Linked DNA regions of Homo sapiens: all the other regions are linked to region 1. A link is a loop called in an ENCODE intact Hi-C map of the cell type or tissue named here. Cell type or tissue: PC-9. All regions are shown on one strand. Each heading gives the region's core, and the rest is flanking DNA. Links, peaks and the distances in the headings are about the cores only. Region 1 has its middle 580 kb from the start of GJE1. Region 2 has its middle 700 kb from the start of MIR4465. Region 3 has its middle 640 kb from the start of MIR4465. Region 4 overlaps LOC105378029 (a long non-coding RNA gene).

Region 1 (4,033 bases), core at 626-3,125:
TACACACAGGATATTGTTATTATTGTTCTTTTAATTAATCAGTTGCCTTTAAATGTATAAAAATAACAAGAATAACAAGATATTTTATTTTACTTTTGTTTATTCCATTTCCAATAATCTTCTTCTCTTTGTATATATTCAATCTTCCAGCCTATAACCTATTTTTTTTTTTCTGTCTGAAGGACTTCTTGTAACATTTCTCATGGAATGGATCTTCTGTTAATGAGATTTCTTATGTTTTGTTCTCAGGAAGTCTTTATTTCCTTTATTCCTTTTAAGCGGTATTTTTGCGGGGTATAAAATTCAAAAATTTCATTTTGTTTTAATTTTCAGCACTGTAAAAGAACTCTTTCTATTGTCCTCTTGCTCTCATGATTTCATACAGGAAGTCTGTTGAAGTTCTTATCCTTGTTCTTTGGAATGTAGCATGTAATTTTCCCCTTCTGGCTACATTTAAGATTTTCTCACTGTCTGGTTTAGGAAAGTTTGATTAATATCCCAAGTTTTGGGAACTTTTGTACTTCTTTTCACTGGACTCTGAGATTTCTTCATGTCTGCTACTGTGTTTCTACTTTCTAACATTTTTACTTGAGTTTTTATTAGTTTACATATCTCTGCTAAAATAATCTATTTGATCTTGCATGTTGTTTGTTTTTTTCCTCAATAGAGTCTTTAACCTCTCATAGTTATTTTAAACTTGTTTTCTTTATTCCTGCCATATGTCTTACATATGAGCCTGATTCTTATATTGCCTTGTATTTCAATATTATATTTATTCTCACCTTTTTATGCCTCATAATTTTCAGCTGAAATTTTGACATGTTGTATAGGCAAGCATATTCTGGTATCTGTATTTGTGTTTGTGTGTGTGTGTATGTGTGTGTGTAAGTGTGTCCGTGTGTCTTGTTTTTTGTCTCTGACACTTAGGTTTTGTCTTAACTCTGTGCCAGTCCCTGGAGTGATCTGTCCCTTGCAGTATTTTTCCGCTGTATTCCATTGCTGCTTTGATTTGATTTTTTGATACTTTAGTGTCGTTTTGTGAGCTGGTGGGGGGGTGCATTTTCCGATGCACTATGTAGGTCTTAGTCTTATGAAGGCACTGAAAAAGTGAATCTCAGGAGTATTGCATCTTCCTAAGTGTTTTGGCTCCTCCTTCAGATGAAATGCTGGGTGTAACATGTATCTGTGTTCCTCTTCAAAAAGTACAGTTTAATTTCTTCTTCTCCGTTCCCCTCCTCAAGTGGCAGTGGGTTTCCGCCAGTGCCTTCAGGCTTTGTATTTTAATGAACTCTGCCATACAGACTAGGGAATATATAATAGTGGCTCTTGATAGAATTTTAGAGATGACTGTTATTCCACTCTCCAGTCAACACTATGGCAAAAGCTTTCTGAGGATACTTCTTCATCTTCCCTGTGAACATCTGAGAAGGGCCTGGGGAGAGGGGTTCTTAAAGAAAAAAGCCTGCAGGAGTACGTGAAACCTGCCATGACTATCTCTCCCAGGGGTTTTATACTTTCACCTTAGCCCATACTTGGCCTTTTGCAATTCATTAATAATTTCCACTTGAAACTACTTTTTGTCTTGTATGTCATTCATTGGCATTTGTCCAAGATAAGCAAATGCTCAGTGCCTGTTTTTGCATTCAGGTGCTTTTCATGACTCACTTCCCTACTTCACATTGTTTGTTTGCCCTATGTGCTCAGTTTTCTGCTAGATTCAAGAGAAGCTGTTTATTTGCAGTCTGTCTAGTTTTTCTTGTAAGTTTACAAGTGAAGCTCTTTCTGGCATTTTGTCTCTCTGAGCTAAAAACAGAAGTTGAATTATTATTATTTTGCCCTCTCCATATTTATGATCTATTTTTAATGTTTTTCTTCTGGATCAACTTTTCCCTGTTTTCTATTGTCTTTTGCTGTCTTTCTGGGAAAATATTCCAACTTCATCTCTCACAGTTTCAATTACGTTTTCATGTTACTATAAATTTAACTTAAAATAATTATATTCTTATTTGTTTGTTTCTTGAATGCACTTTTATTATAGTACTGTCATGGATTTCTAGAAATGTTACTTGCCCTTTCATTCAAGAGAAATTGCACAGTTTCTTCCTCTTCCAAGACATTTTGATCTGTTTGTTTTAAACCATATGTTATATAAAACATATTTATCTGTGTATAAATAGATAGGCAAATATCAGTTATATAAATAACTGGTGGCTTTCTTTTCTCATCATTTTTGTCTGTCCACTCATGTTGCAGTGGGAGGGACTAACAAGATGAAATTAATGTTTCAGGCCAACTCACTTAATGAGGAAAAATAGAAAAGTCATACAAAGTATAAAAATAAATTTCCTTGACAGCATTTTGTAAGTCAAAATATAGCAAAATTTAAGGGTCATGATTTGAGAAAAAAAAACAGATATATTTATAAAAATGAGCCTAGTATTTGGGGCTGATTTTCCTTTGAGGGCATCTGACTATTTCAGAAGGACATCTTATAGGCTAAAAAGCTGATAGTACTTTGATGGCCTCTTGATGCTAGGGGGGCAGGAATTAGAGTATGGAGGACAATGAATGGATAACAATTATGAGTAAGTAGAAATCTTATTATATAGGTTCTGGCAGAAGCTGCCGTTCATATTTGAATCATTTCAATCCATGAAATGAAATTGAAGTAATCCCAGATTGCTGTTGCCTGGCTGAAGTCAAAGCAAACCCTCTCTGGAGGAACAGATCATCACCCTCATTTGCATTATAATTCTACAAACAATTTTGCAAACACAATGGCACAAAATAGAGCATAGCCAGGCATATATATGGAAATAATAAAATTAAGGTAAAACAGTAGGAATAACAAATTATAGCAACAGAATAACAGAATATCCCCATTTTAAAGCTAACTGTAACAGTCTTTTGAGTAACTGCTTAGTACGTTCAAGGATATAAGGAAAAAATGAGAGTTTGAGTAGGTAAAAATACTTTTATGACGTGAAATAGATTGTATGCAAATCATAAATCTGATGAGGTTAATATTTCAGAATATACAAGAAACTCAACTCCGTAGCAGAAAATAAATAAAAACAAATAACCCAATTTAAAATTGGGTAAAAGAAATGAATAGACATTTCTCAAAATGATATACAGGTGGCCTACAGGCATATGAAAAAATGCTCAACATCACTAATCATCAGGGAAATGCAAATCAAAACCACAGTGACATATCACATCACCTCAACCGGAAGAGCTATTTTTTTTTTTTTTTTGAGACAGAGTCTTGCACTGTTGCCCATGCTGGAGTACAATGGTGCTATCTCGGCTCACTGCAAACTCCGTCTCCCAGGTTCAAGTTATTCTCCTGCCTCAGCCTCCCGAGTAGCTGGGATTACAGGTGCACATCACCACACCCAGCTAATTTTTGTATATTTAGCAGAGACAGGGTTTCACCACGTTGGCCAGGCTGGTCTCGAACTCCTGACCTCGTGATCCTCCCACCTACAGCTATTATCAAAAAGATAAAAAATAATAAATGCTGCTGTGTATGTGGACAAAGAGGAACACTTATACACTGCTGGTGGGGATGAAAATTAGTATAGCTGTTATGGAAAACAATGTGGAGGTTCCTCAAAAAATTAAAAATAGAACTACAATATGATCCAGCAATCCCACTATTGAGTATATATTAAAAGGAAATGAAAGCAGTATGTTGGAGAGATACCTGCACTCCCATGTTTACTGCTGCACTATTCACAATAGCCAAGGTATAGAATCAACCTGTGTCTATTAACAGATAAATGGATAAAGAAAATGTGGTATATATACACCATGCAATACTATTCAGTTATGAAAAATAATGAAGTCCTGTCATTTGCAACAACATGGATGAACCTGGCAAACATTATGTTAAGTGGAATAAGCAGGCATAGAAAGACAAACACCGCATGATCTCACTCATATGTGGAATTTAAGGACGTTTATCTCATAAAGGTAGAGAATAGAATAGTGGATACCAGAGGCTGGGGAGATCAGGGGAGAGGGGGAA
Region 2 (4,033 bases), core at 932-3,431, 170 kb before region 1:
GGAGCTGAACAATGAGAACATATGGACACAGGGAAGGGAATAACACACACTGGGGCCTGCTTGCGGGTGGGGGTCAAGTGGAAGGAGAGCATCAGGACTAATAGCTAATGCACGTGGGGCTTAAAACCTAGGTGATGGGTTGATAGGTGCAGCAAACTACCACGGCAGATGAATACGTATGTAACAAACCTGCATGTTCTGCACATGTATCCTAGAACTTTAATCAACAACAATAATAATAATAGAATAAATAAATAAATTTAAAAAGATTATTCTATCTTCTGAGTTTTGCTCTGTTACTAACACTCAAGAAATATTTTATAGTAAAAAGATTATTTACATAATAATGTTTTTATTTGGGAAAAAGAATAGGGTATTTCAGTCAACAAATATCTTATTTTTACACTTAAATATCAAGATTTTTTACTCATTTAAGCCTATCTTTTCTGGACTCAGAATTCTATAGCTGTCCCTCTGTATCAACAGGTTCCACATTCAGAGATTCAACCAACTGTGAATTGAAAATATCTGGGGAAAAAACATGATAAAAAGAAATACAAATACAAAAGCAATACAGTAACAACTATTTACAGAGCATTCCCATTGTATTAGGTATTATAAATAACATAGAGTTCATTTAAAGTAGGTGGGAGGATATATATAGGTTATGTGCTAATACTGTATCATTTTATATGAGACTTGAGCATGCATTAAATTTGGCATCTGTAGGGGGGTTCTGGATGACTCTACTCTGTATTTCTATATAAAATAGTGAAGTTTGTATTATATGTTTTATTTCTACTGAATAAGTAACATATTATGTAAATCTGAACCAATGTTTTTTACTCAATTAAATAATAAAAACTCATATTTATTCTTCATTAGGAAAAAAAATAAATGAAAAATGATTCAACCCAAATTATATGAGCAGAATACTTCACTAATTTTTTACATATGAATTTTAAGAGTTCGACAAAGAAAGAGATGGAGGTAAAAAAGGGAACTAGAAATCCCAACACCAGGACAAACCCAGAGTGTAATAAAGGCAAAAAACAAAACAAAATGAAACACCACCATACTGTTTCTAACAAGGCAAACTTTCTCATTTTCAGTTATTATCCATTGTTAAATGCTAAATGAAACAATAGAATACACATACACTTTTCTTCTCTTCCTTTTCCTTTTTCATCTTTAAAAATGATTATAATAGGCCAGGCATGGCGGCTCACGCCTGTAATCCCAGCACTTTGGGAGGCCAAGGCTGGTGGATCACCCGAGGTCAGGTATTTGAGACCAGCCTGACCAACATGGTAAAATCTGTCTCTACCAAAGATGCAAAAATTAGCTGAGCAGAGTGGCAGGCAGCTGTAATCCCAGCTACTTGGGAGGCTGAGGCAGGAGGATCACTTGAACCCAGGAGGAGGAAGTTACAATGAGCCGAGATTACGCCATTGCACTTCAGCCTGGGCAACAAGGATGAAACTCTGTCTCAAAATAAATAAATAAATAAATAAATAAATAAATAAATAAATAAATAGAGGTTATAATGGTTTTTATCTTGCAGAATTATTGTGACATTAAGTTAAATAATATGCTAAGAAATCTCAATCCCTGTTGTAGGGTGAAAACAAAATAAATGTTAATTTTATTTCATTTTCCTTTATACAAATGAAGAGTTTGAAAGTCTGGATAACATTTCTGTTAGATGCTGTAACACTTGGGATTTGGAAAACACATTGCTCCAGATTATAGTTTAGGCCTCTTTGCCTTAGAAATAAGATGTTCTATAGTTTAACACAGAGGCAGAAAAAATTCGAATATATACATAAAAAAGAACTTGTGCTTAATATGTTTGGTGAATTATTTAACTGCCAAGATTGCAATATTGCTCCATTCAACAAGTAAAAAGAACAGAAAGTGGGCCAAGCGTGGTGGCTCACACCTGTAATTCCAGCACTTTGGGAGGCTGAGGTGGGCAAATCAAGAGGTCATGAGGTCGAGAACATCCTGGCTAACACGGTGAAACCCTGTATCTACTAAAAATACAAAAATCTAGCCGGGCTTGGTGGCAGGTGCCTGTAGTCCAAGCTACTCTGGAGGCTGAGGCAGGAGAATGGCATGAACCCGGGAGGCGGAGCTTGCAGTGAGCCGAGATCGCGCCACTGCACTCCAGCCTGGGCGACAGAGGGAGACTCCGTCTCAAAAAAAAAAAAAAAAAAAAAAAAAAAGCGGAACAGAAAGTGAAAATGAGTCATATTGAACACGGAGCAAAGTCTTTTTGGAATGAGATATAGAGTATCAGAGTGACTTATTAACTCTTAGCTAATACAAAGAAGCAAAGCCACACAAAGCAAAATAAATCCTGTGAAACATTCCCATGTTTAGATTTTTAGATGTTTTACAGATATTATGTACGCATTTTACAGATACTATGTATACATTTTACATAATACCTGTAAAAAGGATTAAGTAGAGTATATTTACTGGAATAATCAAGGAACAACTATTACAAATAATGTAAACTACTCGAAATGTCCTATAATATCTCAAAAAAGGAGACAGGATTGTATAATTTTCAAGTATTTTCCATAGATGCTACTATTGATAATAAATATACTAAACATATGAAAACATGGGCCATGCTTAATTTTTTTACTTCTTAAAATCATTGAATAATGATTTTTTATATGTGTCGGGAATTTAGAAGACTTCCATTAAAGTTAATTTCAATAATATTAGTTTATTATTTCCATATTTTAAGAGAAACTAATTATGTGACCTAAGGTAATAAAAAAGTTTCAAAATTAGATTTATTTTCCATCTGTATGATAGATGCTGAGTCTATTTAACAGTATTTAATGACTAACTGTGATTAAATTTGCAATTTTGATAGAAACTATGTAGAAACTAGCAAAAATAATGAACATGGAAGCATGTGATATGCATCTTAAATTTCTCAATGCAATTTATAGAAGTTGTATTGAAGTACATAGAAATAATTTTATAATGAAAACAAAAAATTGAATAAGAAACACAGAAATTTTCAGAGATTTTCTTTAGCTGTTTGATAGTTTGCATTTGCAGTCTGTGCTGTCATTTGTCAAAGCACCTAAATATACTGAGAAACGTTATAGACTTAATATTTTTAATTTATATAGGAAACTGAAGACCACGTAAAAATATTTTAATAGTAGTAAAGTATTACTAATCCTCAGTGTATATTAATTAAAATAAAGTTAAATTTTTATTAATAATTCTATCTTCTTTTATATTGCTACTCATAGTGTAATAATTACTATATAATAATGTTTACACTGAATAATTACTGTTATGTTTACAATATTTAGTTCAGATAATTTGAACTAAAATTAGAGTGATGATATTAAGACTGAATTTATATATTACATATGTATGTAAAGTGTGTGTGCAGTACATATGGATAGCTAATTAGAAAGATCAACAGTAATAGATATTCAGGTAAATAGAATTGATGGGGTGGTACAAAAGTAGGCAAATAAATGTATTGTAGATCCCAGTTAATGTTAGAGCTGAGGAATTCAAATGATTGAAACCCATGATTTTTCAAATAAGAACACTGAAGTCCAGAAACATAAAGTAACATCTCCAAGATCATGGAAATGAAATTAATATTACATTAATAAAATAAATATACAAATTTTTTTAAATTACAAAAATTTTTATTAACTGAATCCTCTAAAATAGTTTAGAAACATCCTCTGAGATATCCCCAACTGAAAAAGAACTAAAATTAAGGAGTACAGGTTTTTGGCAAAATGATAAAAACAAATTTTATGGCTTGTCTTTATCGCTTGGCGAGTATACCATAAGGAAATTTTCCAATACATGTTTTGAATAATTTGTATTTGCCATAAAAATATGTATTTTTTATTCAGGAATAAAAAATCTGGAATATGAACTTTAAATATTTATAAATATATGTTTTGTCTAGATGTTTTAGTATAAATTAACAAATATCTTATGCAATAATAGTTATTTTAAACACCATAACCAA
Region 3 (4,033 bases), core at 513-3,012, 230 kb before region 1:
GGTAAACCAGTACCTACTACAGGTAAACCAGTACCTACTACAGGTAAACCAGTATAACACCCAGCATATTTCCCAAATGCTGTCCACCATCATGCCCATGTCATTACAATAGAGTCTCCTTTGGCATTTCAACTCAGGCTATTTACTATGAGCTTCTTTTCTTTTAACCTCTATTCATTAAGCACATCTTACTCTTGCTGAAACAGTAATTATTACCATTCACATGAAGAACAAGACAATGTCATCAAATCTGGCATTACTATTTAGTTTGTACTTTCAGAAATAATCAATGCTTTAAAGATAACATAAGAAGAATAAAATTTGGAAAAGAAGAGATGAACATTCATGGTAGAAATCTTGAAAAACAAAAGTGAATCAAGTGAATGGGAAATAGAAATAAGTCAAGAGTTCATCAGGTTACCACGTACAAGATCAATAAACTAAAGTTAATTGATTTTTGTATAATATTTACTGGGAGTAGAGTTACCATAAAATGCAAAATGCTCCATTACATTTGAATTTAGCATAACCAATGAATAAATTACTGCTATAAATGTAACCTACATATTGCATGGGACATAATTATATAAAAAATTATCCTTTGTTGCTAAATATGTCAATCTTAATTGTGAAAAATATCATATATACTTATGAATATATGAACATATTTTGAAATATACATGTTTGTATAAAAATAAATACCTGTGTCCGCGCCCCACACACAGCTTAAAAAATAGGACACTGACAAACATTTTAAATTTCATTCTTTGCTTTTATAAATATTATAACCTCATCTCTCCACCTTTAGATGACCAATATACCAAAATAATTATTTTCATGCTTTTTAATATCAGCTTACCAGACTCAAATGTATTTCTACATAATGTATTATTCACATTTACCTGTTTATAAAAATATTATAATAATGTTTTGTACTGGTTATATTATTGATTAATTTTTGGTGAAATCATTCATACATACTGAAGCATGCTCCTGTATTTCATTATTCCATGCAATCCAACATATACTTTGAACATACCAAAAGTTATTAATGTACTATGCTGCTTATAAGAATATGCAATTTATGATTTATTTGGAATATATTATTTTACTAAGTTTTATGCAAGACTGTATATATTATATATTCATAATATACAATATATAAAATCCAAGGTATACATATACATACAAATTTATATCTATATCTATAATTTTATATACAGTATCTTCCCCCCTTATCCATGGGGAATACCTGCCAAGACCGCCAGTGGATGCCTGAACTGTAGATAGTATTAAATCCTATATATACTCTTTTTCCTGTAGATACATATCTATGATAAAGTTTAATTTATACATTAGGCACAATAAAAGATGAACAATAATAAAAATAGAATAATTATATACATGAATAAATGTTATGGGAACGGGGTCTCTTTCTCTTTTTCAAAATATCTTGTCGTACTGCACACTTAGATGTGTAGTATAATAAGATATTTCCTTGTTATGATGTGAGATGACACAATGCCTATGTGATGTGATGAAGTGAGGTGAATGAGGTAGGCATTGTAGCATTAGGTTACCAGTCACCTTCTTACAATAGTCACAAAGAGATCATTTGCTTTGAGTGATCCTGCATCATCGAGCTGTGATGATGTTGATGATGCGGATGACTAATAGGCAAGTAATGTACGCAGCATGGATACACTAAATGAAAGAATGACTCATGTCTCGGGTGGGACAAAACACCCACGACATGAATCATCACATGGTACAGTGTTTCTTCAGGGTATTCAGAATGACACACAATTTAAAACTTACAAATTGTTTATTTATTGAATTTTCTATTTAAAAATTTCAAACTGCAGTTGACTGTGGTAAACTTAAACTGGAGAAAGTGAAACTGGGTAAGAATACGTTTTGCATCTGTGTATCCTGACAATTTCAAGGAACACACATTAAAATTAGCTTATTAAGGTATGCACATGTTTAACTTTATTGGATATTATCTTAGTATGTTCAGGCTGCTGTTAAAAGAAAAACAAAAGCTGGGTAGCTTACAAATAACATACATTTATTTTTTACAGTTCTGGATGCTGGGAAGCCTAAGATCATGGGAAAGGTAAATTTAAAGTCTGGTTAGAGTTCACTTTCAGGTTTATAGATGGTGCCTTCTAGCTGTGTCCTCACATGATGAAAGGGGTTAGTGGTCTCTTTGGGGCCTTTTCAAAAGGCACTATGGAACCACACACACAAACACACACACACACACACACACACACACACACCCTGGAATAGCCAAGGCACTTGTGAGAAAAAGAACAAAGAGTTATTACATTACTAGATTTCAGACTATGCTATAAAGCCATAGTAATTAAAACAACCAACATGGTATTGGAAAAAAAAATACACACTGACCAGTGGAACAGAATAAAGAGCCCAGAAATGAACCCACCCATGTAGGATCAGCTGACTTTCAACAAAGGTGCCAAAAATACGCTATTGAAAAAGGACAGTCTCTTTAATAAATTGTCTTGAAAAAATATGACTTCCATAGGCAGAAGAAAGAAATTAGACCTTTACCTCACACTATATAAAAAATCAACTCAAGATGAATTAAAGACTTAAACATAAAACCAAAAACTCTAAAAGTACTAGAAAAAAAACAGGGGAAAAACTACACGACATTGGTCTGAGCAATATTTTGTATTTGACTCCAAAAATGTTGGTAACAAAAGCAAAAATAGACAAATGGGATTACATCAAACTAAGCAGCTTCTGCACAGCAAAGGAAACAACTATGTTGACGTAATTGTTAATCTAAACACTAGGAAAATGCAAATTAAAATTACAGTGAGATATAATCATACTTCTATCAGAATGGCTTTTATCATAATGACAAAAGGTAAGAAGTGTTAGTGAGGATGTGAAGAAAAGGGAACCCGTCTACACTGTTGGTGGGAATGTAAATTAGTACAGTTATTATGGAAAGCACTATGGAGTTTTCACACACAAAAAAAATAGAATTATTACATGATCCAGCAAACCCACTTCTGGTTTACCTAAAATATTTGAAATCAATTTGTCAAAGAGATGCCTACACTCTCAGGTTTACTGCAGCACTGCTTGCAACAGCCAAGGAAAGTAATCAACCTAAGAGTCCATTAATAGATAAATGGATAAAGGCCAGTAGCGGTGGCTCACACCTGTAATCCCAACACTTTGGGGGGCCAAGGCGGGTGGATCATGAGTTCATGAGATTGAGACCATCCTGACCAACATGGTGAAACCCCGTCTCTACTAAAAATACAAAAATTAGCTGGGCGTGGTGGTGTGTGCCTGTAGTTCCAGCTACTCAGGAGGCTGAGGCAGGAGAATTGCTTGAACTCAGGAGGCAGAGGTTGCAGTGAGCTGAGATCGCACCACTGCACTCTAGCCTGGTGACAGTGAGACTCCATCTCAAAAACAAAATAGATAAATGAATAAAGAGCATTTGGTATAGATTCGCTATGGAATACTATTCAGCCTTAAAAAAGAAGGAAGTTCTATCATTTACAATAACATGGATAAAATTGGAGAACATTGTTCTAAGCAAAATCAGTCAGGCACATAAAGACCACTATTGCATGTTCTCACTTATATGTGGTATCCAAAACAATCAAACTCATAGAGGCAGAGAATGGAATGGTGGTTATAGATGTTGGGGTGTGGGGATAATGGGTTTATGACTGTCAAAGGATATGAAATTTTGGTGAAGCAGGAGGAATATGTTTTCCATTTTTAGAGTTCTAGTGCACAGCACAATAAACATAGTCAATAACATCGCACATTTCAAAATTGTTAAGGGAGTAAATTTTAAATGTTCTACTCACAAAAAACTTAAGTATTTGAGGTGATAGATATGTTAACTAGCTTGATTTCATTATCCCACATTGTATCCATAAATTACAACATCACATTGTACCCCATAAATTTATACAATTATAAGTTGTCAATTTACAATAATAAAAATAAATATAAGGCATTAATATCATTC
Region 4 (4,033 bases), core at 594-3,093, 130 kb before region 1:
AGGGGTTGAGAGGACATAGAACTAAGCAACCGTAACAGCAACCCCCATTACCGTTCTTCAAATGTTTCATGTCAGGAAAAAAAATGTCTGTATTGTTTATGCCACAATTTTTAGGTCTTTCTCACAGCCAAACCTATCCTAACTAAACTGAGGCACATTTAACCTCCCATGTGCCAGATATAGAGCTGGAAACTCAGGATACAAAGGTGACTTTTGAAATCTGGAGACTGAGGATTAAATATTAAATCTAGTGGAATGAACAGTGATCAGTGTTGCAGTATTACCTGCAATGTGGAGTGCTGTAAAATGAGGTCTGGTAAAGCTTTGTCAGGAAGATGAGCCTTGAATTGACACTTGTCTTAAGGCAGGCCTCATGTCAGAAAGAATAAACTCATTGAATACACAATTGATCTAAATGTAAGTAGTTCTTACGCCAAAATCATGTAATCTGTATGTGAGAGCAATATAAGACAAGCCGTTAATCTACCTGGTGTAGTAAAGGCCAAATACTGAAACACTTCTTGAACTGATCTAACGGATTTCAATTTGTACTCTGTCCTATGTGCAACAGAGCAATATTTGAAGAGTTTTGAGTATTGGCAATGAATTGATTATGCATTTGTTTTTATATACTCTCCAGAAAGGTGGATTGAAATAATGAGATGGAAAATTGGACACTCAATTAGCTCTGAAATAAGACATGGCAGATGGAAAAGGTTGAACAGAAACTAAAGATGATAATTGTAGAATTAAGAATTTCCTTTTTCTTTCTCTAACTTATTGGAATATGGTTACTGAAGCTTCTCATCGTTACCTGAGTATGGCTTGTCTCTGTTTGATGTTGCTGTCTCTTTTAAAAGCACTAGTTATAGTTATGGACTAAACTCTAGCCTCCCTGCTGTTTCCAAGGAATTAGTTCTTGAGCTTCTTTTTTTACAGTATTATTCCTTTCTGGGTGATTTCTGCCACCTCAAAGATTGCAACCACCATCTATATATTACAGTATTAGAAGTCTTTGAGCATATACATATCAAACATAGTAGAGATATTAATAGACATGATTTATATGTCCATATTTAATATTTGGGCAAAACCAATAATGAAAGCACACTGTACCAGGACAGAGATAACTTAATTGGCTAAGCTATTAAATTGAAAGTGTCTGCATCATAAATGAGTAATTCAGCACACCTGGGTATGTATCAATTAGCTTAAAAAACAGGATGTTGGCAAATTCCCAGAAGACTATTTTGTACTCTTCCACTCACCAGTCACTTTTCCCCACCAGCAAAGATAAACACTATCCTGACTTTTGAAGATATAAGTTTGTCATTCTAGTTTGAATATTTTATGTAAACAAAATAATACAAAATATAATCCTTTGTGTCTAGCACCTTTGAACAATATTTTCTTTGAGAGATTCATTTATATTTTGTGTACTCGTAAGATACATATTATTATTTTTGGATAGTATTCTGCTGAATGAACATACATTTATTATTCAGTCTGTTGTTAATAGGCATTTTGGACTAGCCTAAGTAGTGCCATAAAAAACATTTTAGCAGGCGCATGCTGGACATTTATTTACTTTTTCTTTTTTTTTATTATACTTTAAGTTTTAGGGTACATGTGCACAATGTGCAGGTTTGTTACATATGTATACATGTGCCATGCTGGTATGCTGTACCCATTAACTCTTCATTTAATATTAGGTATATCTCCTAATGCTATCCCTCCCCCCCTCCCCCAACCCCACAACAGGCCCCGGTGTGTGATGTTCCCGTTCCTGTGTCCACGTGTTCTCATTGTTCAGTTCCCACCTATGAGTGAGAACATGAGGTGTTTGGTTTTTTGTCCTTGCGATAGTCTGCTGAGAAATCTGCTGGCCATTGCTTTGGTGATGTACCCAGGAGTGAGTCACAAGTTATGCATGTGTTCAGCATTAGTAAATACTGCCTAAGGGTTTTGTGAATTGTACAAATACTTCTATATACCCCTTCACTTGAAGCCTCTGATACTTTAATTTCTTACCAGTTTGGCATTATCTATTTCATTTCAGCCACTCTGATGGTTGTATATAAATACAGTATGTTACTTTTGATTTGCATTTTTTGATGACTAATGATGAGTTGCATTACTTTATCTTATTAATTTGAAAGAGATCCTTATACATTACAATTAAGAATTCTGTATCATATATATGAATATATAGTGAACAGCACCTCCCACTCTATGGGTTGCCCTTTCACCATGAAGTATACCTTGAGGAACAGAAGTTCTGTGAGTATAATATTGTTCATTTTATGAATTATTTTTCTTTTGGTCAGCAATTGTATGTCTTGCTTAAGAAATATTTGCCTACCTCAGGCTCAACTAGAAAAATCTTCTGTGTTTTTTCTCAATGTTTTACTGTTTCATATGTTAAATCTTGATCTGCATTCTGTCGAAAATTGATTTTCACATAAGCATTGTCACTGTTATTACACTACATGGAGTTGTATATGATTAGGTCTCTTTCTGGGCTCTCTATTCAACTTTATAGTTCATTTCATCTATGCTTTTCTAATTAGTATTACTTTATAATAGATCTTCATATCTGGAAGTGGTCCATTTTTACTTTTTATTTTCGTGATTGCTTTGGGTATTCATGACTTCATATTTCCTGGTACATTTTATTTTCCCCTGGTCAGTTTTCACACACACACACACACACACACACACACACACACACACACACACTGGCAGAGATTTTGAACTGTGTTGAATATATTCATTCATTTTGGGAGAAATTACATCTTTAGAATATTGTGTTTTATCATCAGTGAACATGGCATATTATAATTTTTTGTTCTTTAAAATATCTTCCTAATGTCTAGAGCTTTCAGAACAGTCTTCTCCCATGTGTTTTGCCAGATTTATTTCTAGGAATGTAATGTTTCTTTGACGTTATTATAATTGATTTTATATGTTTAAATGCATTTTCCACTTGCTATTACTTTTCTGGAATATACATATAAAATTGATTTATGTATATTGACCTTCTATCCTTGAACTTTGGTAAATGTACTTCTTAATTCAATTTGTCTGATATTTCTGAATATTTTACATATATTGTATCATTCATAAATAATGCAAGTTTTGTTTCTTTCTTTCTCAATTTTACGTATTTTATTTAATTTTGTTGCTTTATTGCACTGCTTTTAACCACCAATATAATAATAAATAGAAATGAAGATAATTGGCATCTCAATTGCAATTCCAAATTGGATGATGGAGAGGAGATGGAATATTTTATCATTTACTACATTAGATAACAGTGTTCTGCAGATACTCTTTATTAGATTAAGAAAATTCCTTTTGGACTTAGTCTGTACAATTAAAAAATTATAATTTTTTTCAAATATTGTTGCTGTCTTTAATTTTGTCAGTCTACTGAATTGTAGTAGATGATTTTCAATCTATGTTAAACCAAACTGGCGCTGCTGGATCATGCATCACTTTGTGTCATGATGTGTTATCCTTTTTACTTATCACTAAATTCAATGTGCTAATAATATGTTTTAGGAATTTTGTATCTTTGTTCATAAGAAATATTGGCCTACAATTTCACTTTTTAAAATATTGTTTTAGTATTATTGCAACAAAATAATACTTTTCTGATAATATGAGTTAGGAAGATTATACTAAATTTCTGAAAAACATATAACATTGATTTTTCATTCAATATTTATAAAAATTCTCTTATGATACTGTGCTTGGAGCTTTCTTCGCGTGAAAGTTTTACTTGTGGATTATATCATTGCTATATTAAGGGCTATTCAGTTTTTTTTTTATCTTGTATAATTTATGTGTTCAAAAAGTTTTTTCATTTTGAATAACTTGTCAAATTTATCAGCACATAATATTGATAGTGAGATTTTCTTTTTTACTTCTGATGTTGGTCTATTGGTCTTTTTTTTTTTTTTCTCTCTCCTCTTCTATCTCTTGGTCACTGACGCTAGAAATTTAGCAATTTAATATTTTCAAAGAACCA

Evidence for each region. Peaks named below come from ENCODE experiments on the same cell type or tissue, not always from the same donor. Only the 100,000 strongest peaks of a DNase experiment are listed, where the experiment ranks them.
Region 2: a loop joins it to region 1, with 2.4 times the contacts of the local background. A loop is called at or near these places in 5 of 110 quality-filtered maps.
Region 3: a loop joins it to region 1, with 12 times the contacts of the local background. A loop is called at or near these places in 14 of 110 quality-filtered maps.
Region 4: a loop joins it to region 1, with 10 times the contacts of the local background. A loop is called at or near these places in 3 of 110 quality-filtered maps.

Annotation. Positions count from the first base shown.
Region 1 is chr6:141,551,104-141,555,136 of GRCh38, forward strand. No RefSeq gene overlaps it. Among named protein-coding and RNA genes, the nearest start is that of GJE1, 580 kb to the right of the region's middle. In PC-9, for the core only: no CTCF peak of the experiment used is centred there; a DNase peak (open chromatin) is centred at 1,648; H3K4me3 peaks cover 1,058 bases; H3K27ac peaks cover 2,495 bases.
Region 2 is chr6:141,379,057-141,383,089 of GRCh38, forward strand. No RefSeq gene overlaps it. Among named protein-coding and RNA genes, the nearest start is that of MIR4465, 700 kb to the left of the region's middle. In PC-9, for the core only: no CTCF peak of the experiment used is centred there; a DNase peak (open chromatin) is centred at 2,265; H3K4me3 peaks cover 830 bases; H3K27ac peaks cover 409 bases.
Region 3 is chr6:141,324,954-141,328,986 of GRCh38, forward strand. No RefSeq gene overlaps it. Among named protein-coding and RNA genes, the nearest start is that of MIR4465, 640 kb to the left of the region's middle. In PC-9, for the core only: no CTCF peak of the experiment used is centred there; a DNase peak (open chromatin) is centred at 1,668; H3K4me3 peaks cover 359 bases; H3K27ac peaks cover 1,286 bases.
Region 4 is chr6:141,419,654-141,423,686 of GRCh38, forward strand. All of the region lies in intron 2 of LOC105378029 (a long non-coding RNA gene), which reads left to right. Among named protein-coding and RNA genes, the nearest start is that of GJE1, 710 kb to the right of the region's middle. In PC-9, for the core only: no CTCF peak of the experiment used is centred there; a DNase peak (open chromatin) is centred at 1,938; H3K27ac peaks cover 398 bases.